2 separate regions of the Homo sapiens genome follow, and region 1 is linked to region 2. A link is a contact called in ENCODE Hi-C or POLR2A ChIA-PET data. All regions are on one chromosome and are shown on one strand. The core of a region is the stretch at or near the end of the contact, and the rest is flanking DNA. Distances in the headings are between cores, read along the strand shown.

Evidence for each region. Hi-C counts contacts between places; a loop is a spot of excess contacts on that map. ChIA-PET counts read pairs that join two places held with the same protein, here RNA polymerase II (POLR2A). Pooled maps may share reads with other maps.
Region 1: a loop to region 2 is called in a pooled map, with 1.9 times the contacts of the local background. The contact joins two enhancer-like sites. A Hi-C loop is called at or near these places in 2 of 168 maps with a recorded cell type or tissue (right cardiac atrium and sciatic nerve) and 1 of 50 pooled maps. POLR2A ChIA-PET finds 5 or more read pairs at or near these places in 2 of 52 experiments (K562 and WTC11).

The regions. Positions count from the first base shown.
Region 1 is chr9:95,115,064-95,121,321 of GRCh38, reverse strand. It overlaps FANCC (FA complementation group C), which reads left to right. Exons shown (of 15, transcript NM_000136.3): 11 at 3,932-4,007. It also overlaps a transcript of AOPEP not described here. Among named protein-coding and RNA genes, the nearest start is that of MIR3074, 32 kb to the right of the region's middle. RefSeq lists a silencer at 4,796-4,875. Within about 2 kb of position 4,326, at least 4 of the 41 ENCODE cell types and tissues checked have a DNase peak (open chromatin) inside an H3K27ac peak, as active enhancers do.
Region 2 is chr9:94,799,384-94,805,845 of GRCh38, reverse strand. It overlaps AOPEP (aminopeptidase O (putative)), which reads right to left. Exons shown (of 17, transcript NM_001193329.3): 5 at 4,844-5,089. It overlaps LOC124902220 (a long non-coding RNA gene), which reads right to left and starts at 5,532. Exons shown (of 2, transcript XR_007061676.1): 1 at 5,402-5,532; 2 at 5,090-5,311. Within about 2 kb of position 2,830, at least 2 of the 41 ENCODE cell types and tissues checked have a DNase peak (open chromatin) inside an H3K27ac peak, as active enhancers do.

The sequences.
Region 1 (6,258 bases), core at 3,077-5,576, 310 kb before region 2:
TGTTTGGAGGACACAGTCAGCTCCATCAATATGCCCTATCAGACAGTAGGCAGAAATTGAAATGGGTGTGACAAGCCACTTTTTCTAAGCCTGCACTGTGGCTCAGTACAGCCAGTCAGGTCAGTTTCTGGTTGCAGCCATGACAGCATCTGGTAATGAGCTAGATTAAATCATCTCCCACAGATAAAAATGATAAACTCCAGGCAAAGTATTTTTAAAAATCTATTTGAAGGCACTACAGAGCACCTGAAAAAGTGGACAGAAACTGGAGGCCATCAGCCCTTTAAAGGGACATCACACAGAGAGGTCTCCTGCCTCCCCCCAGCTGCCCTCATGTGAGGTTGGAAGGCAGGCAGTGTGGGGCCAGGAGAGGGCCAGAACTTGGCACAATCTGATTGACTTAAGGTGCCAAAAAATAGAAGTGTAAGCTGCCAAAGGAACAAAAAAATTGAGGGGAAAAAAGAAAACCAATGTCAAAAGATAGACCTAAACCCAAAACTACCAACAATGACATTAATTTCAGCAATTAAATGGAAGTTAAATATTCTAATAAAAAGGCAGAAACGTCAGATTGAACAAAAAAAATGAAGACCTGGCTGGGCACGGCGGCTCATGCCTGTAATCCCAGCACTTTAGGAGGCCAAGGTGGGAGGATTGCTTGAGTCCAGGAGTTGAGTTCAAGACCAGCCTGGGCAACATAGTGGGACCCCAGTCTCTACAAAAAAGTAAATAAATAAAAAATTAGCTGGGCATGGTGATGCATGCCTGTAGTCCCGGCTACTCGGGGGGTGAAGTGGGAGGATTGCTTGAGCCCAGAACGTGGAGGCTGCAGTGAGCCATGATCACACCACTGCACTCCAGCCTGGAAGACAGGGCGAGATGCTGTCTTAAAAAAAAAAAAAAAAGATTTTAAAAGCCATTGTAATCAAGACAGTGAGGTATTGGCAAAAAGACAGCCATAGATAGATCAGAATTGAGTCCAGATATAGACCCATACATATGTGGCCAACTGATTTTTGACAGAGATGCCAAGACAATTCAATGGGGAAAGGAACGTTTTCAACAAATGATGCTGGAATAACTGGATGTCCATATGTAGAAAAATGAACCTCAAACATTACCTTGTAAAGCACACAACAGTTAATTTGAGAGGATCATGGGCTTCAACAGAAATGTTAGAAAGATAAAGCCCCTAGAGAGAGCATAGGATAATGTATCTGTTTGACACTGAGGTGATCTAAGATTTCTCAGAAGCACTAACCATAGGAAAAAATGGATAAATTAGACCTCATCAGAATTTAAAACTTTTAGGCTGGGGGCATAGCTCACTCCTGTAATCCCAGCTCGTTGGGAGCCCCAAGGCAGGAGGATCTCTTGAGCCCAGGAGATGGAGACCAGCCTGGGCAACAAAGTAAGACCCCTTTTCTACAAAAAATACAAAATTTAGCTGAACGTGGTGGCACACACCTGTTGTCCTAGCTACTCGGGAGGCTGAGGTGGGAGGATCACTTGAGCCTGGGAGATCAAGGCTTCAGTGAGCTGTGATCATGCCACTGCACTCCAGCTTGGGCAACAGAGTGAAACCATATCTCAAAAAATAAGAAAGGAATGTAAAATTTCTATTCTTTGATAGATATCATTAAGAAACTGAAAAAGCAGGCCAGGCACGGTGGCTCATGCCTGTAATCCTAGCACTTTGCAAGGCTGAGGTGGGTGGATCACGAGTTCAAGAGATCAAGACCATCCTGGCCAACATAGTGAAACCCCGTCTCTACTAAAAATACAAAAATTAGCTGGGCATAGTGGCATGTGCCTTTAGTCCCAGCTATTTGGGAGGCTGAGGCAGGAGAATCGCTTGAACCTGGGAGGTGGAGGTTGCAGGGAGCCAAGATCACACCACTGCACTCCAGCTTGGCAACAGAGCAAGACTCCATCTCAATTAAAAAAAAAAAAAAAGAAAAGGAAGAAAGAAGGAACTGAAAAAGCAAGCCGTTAGCTAGGAGAAAATATTTGTAATATATGTATACAACAGAGGACTTGTGTCGAGAATATATGAAGAGCTCTTATAACTGCCTAAGAAACCAGTTTTTAAAATGGACAAAAGACTTGAATATATACTTTCAAAAAAGATACATAAGTTGGCAGTAAGCACATGAAAACTGTTCAGCGTCATTTGCCATCAGGAAAGTGCAGAGTGAAACAGGTAGGAAAGCAAGCATACATAGGGTTATGTTCCCAGCCACTAGAATGGATGAAATGCTGGGGAGTATGTGGAGCAACTGGAATTCACATACATTGCTGGTGGGCGTAAGATGGTACAACACCGGAAAACCATATGGCCTTACGATGTTAAACAAGCATCTATCTGTGACCCAGCAGTTCCATTCCGATGGCATCCCCAGGAGAAACAGAAACACATGTCCATGAAAAGACATATGTATGCATGTTAACTACAGCTTTATTCATGACAGCCCCAAACTGGAAGCAGCCCAAATGCACATCAAGAGGAGAATGGCTAAACAGACTATGGCATATTCATACAATTCAGACTACTTCTGAGCAATAAAAACAGAATGATCTACTCGCACACAATAACGTGGCTTAATCTTTAAGAAAATATGTTGAGCCCAAGAAGCCAGACACAAAAGAAAACATACTTTATGTTCCCTTTACACAAAATTCAAGAATAAGCAAAACTAATCTCTCTTGTCAAAATCAAAACATTGGTTGCCAGGGTGGGGTGGAGGGAATGATTGTTAAGAATTGGAAGGGGACTTTTTGGCGTGATAGAAATGTGTCTTCACTGGGGTGGTGGTCACATGGATTTGCACATTTACCAAAACCTCATATACTTAAAGCCCATGCACTCCATGCGTTATAGATTTTACCTCAATTTTTAAAAAAGCTTCTGTGCCCCTTGGGGGCATAGATAGCTGTAGCTCTTTGGCCCTCGAAATGCGAGCACAGTTTTACACTTTTGTTGTTATTTTAAAAACCATGCTGAGCCAGGCTCAGTGGCTCATGACTATAACCCCAGCACTTTGGGAGGCCGAGGCAGGTGGATCACTTAAGCTAAGGAGTTCAAGACCAGCCTGGCCAACATGGTGAAACCCCATCTCCACTAAAAATGCAAAAATTAGCCAGGTGTGGTGGCATGTGCCTGTAATCCCGGCTACTCAGGAGGCTGAGGCAGGAGAATCATTTGGACCCGGGAGGTGGAGGTTGCAGTGAGCTGAGATTGTGCCTCTGCACTCCAGCCTGCGCAACAGAAGGAGACTCCATCTCAATAAAAAAACAAAAACAAGCCGGGCATGGTGGCTCACTGTAATCCCAGTACTTTGGGAGGCCGAGGCGGCCAGATCACCTGAGGTCGGGAGTTCGAGACCAGCCTGACCAACATGGAGAAACTCTGTCTCTACTAAAAAGTACAAAATTAGTAGTGCTTGGTGGCGCATGCCTGTAATCCCAGATACTTGGGAGACAGGGAGGAGAATCGCTTGAACCCGGGAGCCAGAGGTTGCGGTGAGCTGAGATCGCGCCATTGCACTCCAGCCTGGGCAGCAAGAGCAAAACTCCGTTTCAAAAAAAAAAAAAAAAATGCTGAAATACCTAACATCTCACAACGGCTTTGGCAAGTCTTTCCAAAACAGAAGATTTATTTGTATAATTGGGTTCATGTGAAGTAGAACTCATAAAGACATCAAGAGCATAAATTTTTAAGTCCCAGAAGGTGACTTTAAAAAGGTTAATTATTCTGGAAAATATGAGGTTATTGGGAGCTTATTTTTCAAAAAATAAATGTTTAAGAAAGTGTTCTGACCATGTTAGTACTGGTGGGTCTTTTTTGGGCAGAGGACTCAGAGTTTTGTATTTTCCTGACCCCGTTTCAATCTTAATGTTCATGCTCTTTGGATTTTCCATCCTGTGGCAGCTGCGGTTTGCACTCAAGACCTACTTTCCTTACACTTCTCCATCTCTTGCCATGGTGCTGCTGCAAGACCCTCAAGGTGAGTTAGGGTTGACTTTGCCCACATCAGAATGATTTCCTGGGAAGAGCATTGTCAAATTATGACCTCCTCATCAGGCCCTTATCTACAGCATGAGGGAGACAGAACTGGTTATTTCTAAGATCCCTTTAAGCCCCCAGGATCCCACATTCTGTGGATTTTGATATGAGAGTCTGCTTGGCTTCCCAGTTGTGATCACTTACCAAAAGAAGAAAACAAACAAAAAAACAATGGCCTCTGGTAGGTGTTGCTAGTCTGCCTCCAGATAACACAGGCTCTTCTGGTGCCAACCAGATCCACCAGATGCCAGGAACAGGCTAAGACTTGGCTGAGTCAGAATAAAACAGTACATTCGTTTGCTTTTCATTCTTTCTACTCTGTGCAGCCTTGTTGCAGAAGAAAAGACAAAATGATGGATGAAGCTGAGGAAATGCAGGGGAAGTTTCCCCTAACCAAGCTAAGGGAAGGATTTTGAGAGAGTTCAGTAAGGTGCTTCATCCACAGCCTCTCCTGATATCCTTTGCCAGCCTTCCAAAGGCTATCCAGCTGGGGAAGTGATGGTTCCAGCCTTCATTCGACTGGTGTTGATCCAGGAATGTGGCTGTGAGCTCACGCTTAGGAGACATTTCGGAAATAGAGAATAAGGGCATCCTTTCCCTCTGAGGCCTGAAACCTGATGGAAGGCAGTCCTGACATGGGCACAGACTGCGCCAGCCAGAAAGGGGCCTTATTGGAGCATGGGAGGAGAGGAGACAGAAGGGAACGAGCCAGTCACATTTCCTTTTTATGCCATTTTGGGCCTGCCTTTTTTCTGAGACTTGAGTGAGTAGATCTGTTTGAGAAATGCAAATGATTCAAAGTTTCAGAGCATTTTACAAAACCTAAATTCCTCTTCCTTTTTCGAGAAGATGTAGGTTCTTGCCCAGGGTGATCCCCTAACACTGTCTTCTCAGATGCTGGAGCTAGGGGTGGGATCTCTGGGTGACAGTTTTATGAAAACTCTTGGGAAAACTTTATTAACAAGACAGAAAAATGAGGAATTCACTCTCCCAGGGTTCACCTTACGCTTAGGTCAGATCAGCAAAGCCTAAAGTCAGCCAACAGGGGACGCTGAGTGAGCTCCAGAAAATGTACTGGAGTTGTTAGTGTCTCAGTTTGGAAATAGTAAATAAACGGTGAGGTGGTGCATGGGCATGGGCCCAACCCTTTACCTTTCCGTTTGTGTAACTTGTAGATTTATGTCCAAATATAAATAGGTGGCTTCGGGCAGAAGTACAAGAACCTCTTGTGCTAGTTCCTAGAAGAGCTGTCTGTATATTACTTTGGGAAACAGTGTTATGGTCACAGATTGAAGAAGTGTTTTTTAGTGGCATGATCTTCTGTTTATCAGAAATTTATTTCATACCCATTGTGAAGGCCGGGAGAGGGGTGTAAAAGAGGATCACTTACGAGCCCTGACTGTGTAGACACTACAAGTGGAGGAAATGCGAAATAAACATCTAAATAGCTAGTAAAAGGAAGAAACGAAAAATACCTTCAAAAGGCTGTGCACCAAGGGCCGCGGGAGTTCAGAGGAGGGAGGCGCTGGCCTTGTGGAGTAGCAGCAGTTTGTCCATCACTCGCCTTACCTTCCTTGTGTGTTCGATTATAGCATCTATCACTATGTGAAAACTTTTGCAGATGCTGCACAGAACTGCAGATACGTGCTGCTCAGCTGTATTTAAAACCACAGGATGACTGTGAAACCAGAGCAGCTCACTCAAGAAAAGACATTTGTTTGCATAATGCTCACTTATTTTCTTTCCTGGCCTTTTTTTCCACTGTAAACCTGAAATCATATTGTGAATTCATCACAGCCCTAGGAAAGCAGTCAGGCAGTCTATTCCTAATTCCTTATTGGCTGCTTTACTACAGTCTCCGTCTATTTTGAAATCAACACATTAGTGATGGAGGAGTGTGTAGGTAGAAAAGAAGAAACCTAGGGCATCCGCAACCCGGCATTTCCCAGTCTCAGCGGGGGCTGCTTATGCAATCTCTAGCTACTTCCATGTACCTGAATTTAAAATTACTTGAGGGCAAGCGTGGTGATTAATGCCTGTAATTCCAGCACTTTGGGAGGCCAAGGCGGGAGGATCACTTGAGCCCAGGAATTTGAGACAAGTCTGAGAAACATAGTGAAACCTCATCTCTACAAAAAAATTTTAAAAATAGCTGGGCATGGTGGTGCACCCCTGTAGTCCCAGCTACTGGG
Region 2 (6,462 bases), core at 1,581-4,080:
GGCTGGGAGATAAGAATAAACAGGACAACACCCTGTCTAACCCGGGAGGAGGGAGTGGAGGAAAAGGCTGGTTACATTCATTCTTGGGCATGTACGTGCATACCGTTTATTTGCAAATTGAGGTACTTAAGAAAATTGTGCATGCAATAGTCAGGAACTAGTATAAACATTCAGAAGTCTTTTATTGCACAATCAAACCTTTTAAGAATAAGCCTTGTGTAATAGGGAGCTTTATAGTTTTTCCTCATAGTGAAGCATGTTGTGAAGATTTTAATAATTGATAATTTTTTCTATGGTCTTTAATTGTCAATCCTATTTTCATTCAGTTGTTGTTGCTTTTTTTAAAAAAAAAAACAAAAAACAAAAAACAAAAAACCTTTCAAACTAGGATGAGCAAATAAAACTAGGATGAGACACAGCTTCCCTCTCTGTGACCAACGATGTCAAAAACCCTTGCAAAGAATCAATCAACAGCTGCCAGGGGAAGAAAACGTGGTGATCTGAGACTTCTCCCTTCTCTACAAAGGGACGGTTGCCCGTCTGGGTGCCAGGTGTTCTGATAGCTTCAGCCATGGAGAATTCTGCTCAAGAACAGCAGCTGCTAAGCCAATCAGGTTCTCATTAGCCAGTCGGGAGATGGTATAGGTATCTACGGTCCCAAGAAAAAAAAAAAAAAATTTGATCTCTTCCCATAACCCGTCTGCCTAGAATGATGGACCTGACTTAATCTTGCCATTTCTTAGTGACTCACTTGCTCCTGGCACCCAAGCTCACTAAGAACGGGGCTAAGGAAAGCCATTTTAAGACCTCACTGACCTGCCACCATCCTGGCCTTCATTCTACTCCTCCAACCCATGAGAGTGGTTCCCACCTTGAGGCCTGTGGACCGGAGTGCTTTTCCACCAGATGGTCACAAAGCTGATTCCTTTTTATTCTTCAGTCTTAGCCCAAATGTCACCCTTTAAGGAAGCTTTTCCCTCTCACCCTAACGATGCTATTGATTCTCCCACTGTGACACTTACTTGATTTTATTTTCTTCATAGCATACATCTTAATTACTTGTTTCACGTACACTAATTTTCTCCCCTGACTAGAATGTCCATTTCATAAGGACAGAGGCCTCCTCTATCTCGTTCACCCTTGTAGGCTTTGCATCGTAAGTACTATCTGGCACACAGTATACGCTTGATAAATATTTATTGCAAGAATAAATAAACAATAACCAAATTATCAAGATTATCTGGTATAGAACAGGTGGGGAAAAGCTCAAACAATCTGTCACCTGTCATCGGCCACACTATAGTCATTTTTTTCCCCTCAATTTTCCCAGTGGGATGAAGGGTGAAGATGCATGTGAACAGCTGAGCCATGAAGCAGAACTACACAGCACATGGTTTTTTAACTTCAGTGCTCTTCACAGAAAACCACTCTGAAATAAGTTGCAAGAGATTCTTGAAATTCAAATACAAGGAAAAAAAAGAACATATATGGACGACAGCTAGGTAGTTCTGCCAACCTAACTATGCCATGACATGTAATTGTGAACTGCTGAGAGACAAATGCAAAGCAAAGCATTTCCTATACACACATACAAAGGTAAGATTAAGGTGTTAATTTTTAAGCAACTGTCATATGCCTGGTTCTAGAATATGATTCCATTAACGTTACTGCTGTTATAACAGAGAGTGTAAGTGTGATGATGAGCTCCTTTCATTATTTCTCAAAATTAAGAAACTAGGCTTGCCAGTCAATCCCCAGCAGAGACTCTGAGAACATACGAGGACACAATGAAAACAGTAGAATATTAATTAAACCAACAGGAAGAGAGCTGTGTGTACTTCAGAGATGCATTTTAAATGCATGCATATCTTCATACAGACATCATAGTAGTCAAGTCAAGAAATGTATACTTTACGGTTCCTGATATGGCAGATTCAGTCTTCATGGAAGGCAAAAACACAATGAAACAAAAACTGAAAGCCCACACACACCCACTGAGGAAAGCATCTGAAAGGCAAACTAGTGATTTTTCTCAGCAAAGAATTAAAGTCCCTCTCCCCTGGAACAGTGATTTGGAAAAGGACCAGGGTAGGGGAGGGGGTCAGTTAGTAATGGCTCCTGTTATATTAAAAGGTGACAAAAATCATGAAGAGCAGTATTGATAAATGTTCTAGTTACTGCCATGTTTGAAAAGCATTCGAAATTCTAAAATATTATTTGTGTATTATTTACCTTCTTATAAACTGATTTGTCATTATCATACATTCAAGTTTTATAAATGTGTTTTTCCTCACTTCACTGAAATATCAGAATCCAGCTCAAAAACAGAATCAAAGAGGAGACTTTTAAGCTTATTCAATAAAAACTATGATACGTAATATTCAAAATAGTGAAATCATTATATTATCTAAAATTCTCAGAAACTGCTTAACATGATTAATAATTTACCCATTTTAGTTCATGAGGGAATGTTTAATATCATTTGCCAAAAAAGAATACTGAAATGGTATAAAATGGTATTCATTATAATTAAGACCTAATCACTAAAGAAGTCCAGAGGTATGGAATTTACGATCTTGCATACATGTTTATAAAATATGGACTCGGGAAAGAGCCATTTAATTTACCAAGAAGTCCTTTGATCTCTCAGCATATTATAACTAAGAAGACAATGGCAGGTTTCAGTATGGAGGTCTTTTTGGATGACTCCTCCTAGCCTTGAGGTTTCTCTATTCCTGTTTAGGGTATGAAGTTGACTTACAAAACCATCGTTTTTGTTCTAGCTTTGCTTTATAAAACCTCAAGCAAAGTCTCGACCATAAATAAAGCAGCAGGGCCCCAGTAGCCAGCTGAGTCATAAACCCCACTCAGCTGCATGTAGCCCAAGGTGTTGGGATCCCGACAGAGTCAAGCCAAGCAAGCAGAATCAATTGAAGCCAGAGTTTGGAAAAACAGAGCACCTCCCTTCCCCACCCCACCTGGCAGTGGAAGAGACCACAATCCCCCTTCCACAGCTCTCATCCAGGGAATGGTAATAAGTCCAGAAAAACATCTAGACCTGGGCAGACTTTACTTCCACAGTCTAAAAGGAAGGGAAAAAAATGGTATTTGACAACCAACCACAAATTTTGAATATACGGTTCTCCTGCTTTTAAGCATAAAAGCAGTCTTGTTGTTGCTAAGTTATGATCACCACCATATTTTTCAAAATTTGTGCCCAGGACCATTTGGTCTTATGGTACTCAGGCTTGCCACTCTAAAAATACAGAGTTAAGCATGTTTAAATCACTTCAAATATCGCAAAAAGCAGCAAACACACAGCCTACCTGCTTGGGCATGCAAACTTGAAAAGAGAAGCTTTAGAGAATTGCCTGCAGGTCAACTCATTCTGTATTTGGCAGACTGATGTCAGGAAGGAGCTATAGAAAACAGAATCCTGTGCATGAAAAATACTCTGCCTTTGGTTCCCTCAGGCCAGAACTTGGAACTGCTAGCAAACATGCCTTAAAAAACTGCAATTCTCATGAAGTGCTAAAAACTCCCAAGTAAATAGGGCCCCTCAAACCCATGTACAAATAAGAAACATTTAATGAACAACTCTTTTTTCACCAACACCTCTACTACTTAAATTAAGGCCAGCAGACTCTTCAAAGGGACAAAAGAAGCCCCCCCCTCCATTAAGAAAAATTCTATATATAGACATCCAAGACAATTATATGATGCACGTAACCAAATATATATAATTATCCTAGTTCCTGCATTCCCATTATCTTCATAAACATAGGATAAAAATCAGTCTAAATGACTTTCTCAGACCTCCTCAAGGATTAAGGCAAGCCAGCCAGTCTTTAAAGTACATACATGTAGTAAAGATCAAAAGCAAATGTTCTGGTCAGTTCTTTTCTGCTCATGGTTTTACTAAGAATGTGTGCAGTTTTCAGGGAAAACACCACAAATGACAGCTGCTCAAAAGCATGGGAATTAATTGGCAGCAGGAATTTCCTTGACTAATAGGGAAAAACTTGAAGTCACATGTTTTGATGAGCTTATTTTTCCCATCCTTAGTCAAGCATATTCACTGCTAATGATTAAGATTTTAAAATGGAAATATAACCAAGTACATTCTCTATCTTTTCTCAGTGGAACACAGATACCCATTAATGACTGAACAATGGCATTAATTAATAGATTTTAGCTTAAATAAATACAGGGAACCAAACCAGGACACAACAGCAAAAGTGCATTTGTTAAAAAATAGTAGCACGTGACTCCTCCTCCAACCCCCACAGTAAGCCATCTGCTTTGAGCTGTTTTTCTAGCAGTAGGGATAGATTTACACTGATCCATCCACAGTCTATCTGACTCAGGGTCTCTCAAGTCATTGCCCTTGTGACCAGTGGTGAGAATGGACAAGACAGCTGGTCAGGATTAGGTGAGTAGCCTGTGGCCTTGGGACCAAGTCATGTTACTGTGCCCAGAGCCTGATGCTATAACCTTTGGCTCATTAGCATTATGCTGTCATCATCCAAGCTAACAGCCACTGATCAGCCATGATCCAACAGTCACCACTCAGGGGGCACTATGTATTCTCAATCCCAGCAACAATGTGAGCCTTTTCTTTTCAACACAGTCTGAACTGAGCCCATGACACTCAAAGGCTCGTGCATGAGGGAGTCTGCATTAAAATTGTCCCTCAAGGCAGCAATGAGATGTCCAAGCATGAGCAACCATAGCCCCTCCATTCTAATCAAATGACTGCTCTGACAGAGCTCAAGGAAAGCAAGACATAGTCAAAGAATTTCCAAAATGTATGTACCCCAAGTGCCACAATGGAACAACATACCTGGCCATCCCCAGACTTGGAAAGTTGGCAGGGACGATGAGAACATCCAGCCGAGAGAACGGGTGTGCTCCCAGAACAGAATGTGCTGCTGAGAGGCAAGGAGGGATCAGCCGCAGAAGGGTCTCTTGGCAGGCACCCGTGAGGCACACAGGGGCAAAGACCCGATGAGGAATGATCTCCTGGGTGGTGGCAGAAGCATTCTGGAAGCGGCAGGGGTATTCCATGTGACTGCAAACACCAACATGCCTGGGAATAACACAAAATAAATGGTAAAACATGTTTATTATTCTTGCTGTGGAGGTGAGGCAATCTTGCAGATGTAGACAACTTTTAGGAGACAGAGGTTCAGACAGACTCACAAGCAAAGACTGCTCATTTCAATTCTTGGCTTGACTGGCTCTGTGCAGCAGTGAAAATTTACAGGACAAAAACGTATTCATGTGTTTGAATCAATAGACTAGCTTCAATCTAAGATAAGAGAAAGCAGTAAAATCTTGTTTTAGAATAAACTTTGTTGTGGGGGGACCTCTAAAGACTCCAAACAATAAAACTTCTCACCAAAATACAAACAATTCCTGCCCTCGGTTAGATGTTTTCAAGTATCACCATATGAACAATCTCCAAATTAGAGACAATTCATAACTCAGAAAGGAAGGAGCAGTACACACAAATTAAAGATCCAATTCTGGGATTACCTAGAATAAAAGACTTGGACTGAGGGAGAACCATGAACCAAATGAAAGTTACAGGCTCAAACTCCTCGAAAGAACACAAACCATTTTACTGAATAGTAATCTAAATGTTCTTTACACAGCCCATCAAAAGCTGTTATTAAGGAATACAGAGGCACTTTTGATACAGTATTTTTCCCAACCCACTTTCAGAACAAATTTAACTGAGCCAGCCTTTTAAGGAAACAGATCAGACCCCAGCCTGCTTCATCCGACCACTGCCAGTTATTCCATCAAAGGCGGAACTGAAAGAGAATTCCTAGAACCTGACTCACAGGACTCAAGAGAACTTATCTACTCAAACCTACATCCAACAGTACTCCATTTTTTCACCTGCTAACATGTCTTTTATTCAAACACAATGAAAAACCCCTCTAATCATTATTTATTTCATTATTTTTTTTTTTTTTGAGATGGAATCTAGCTCTGTCTTCCAAGCTAGAGGGCAGTGGCATGATTTAAGCTCACTGCAACTTCCACCTCCCAGGTTCAAGTGATTCTCTTGACTCAGCCTCCTGAGTAGCTGGGATTACACGTGTGTGCCACCACGCCTGGCTAATTTTGTATTTTTAGTAGAGACGGGGTTTTACCATGTTGGCCAGGCTGGTCTCAAACTCCTGACCTCAAGTGATCCACCCGCCTCAGCCTCCAAAACAGCTAGGAGTACAGGCTTGAACCACCGCAACCGGCCTATTATTATTTAAGACAGGATTTCACTCTGTTGCCCAGGCTGGACTGCAGTGGCAGGGTCATAGCTCACTGTAGCCTCCAAGTCCTGGGCTCAAGCAATCCTCCTACCTCAGCCTCCTGAGTAGCTAGGACTACAGGCATGTTGCCATGCCACATCCAGCCTTTTTTTTTTTTTTTTAAGAGATGGGGTCTGGAGAT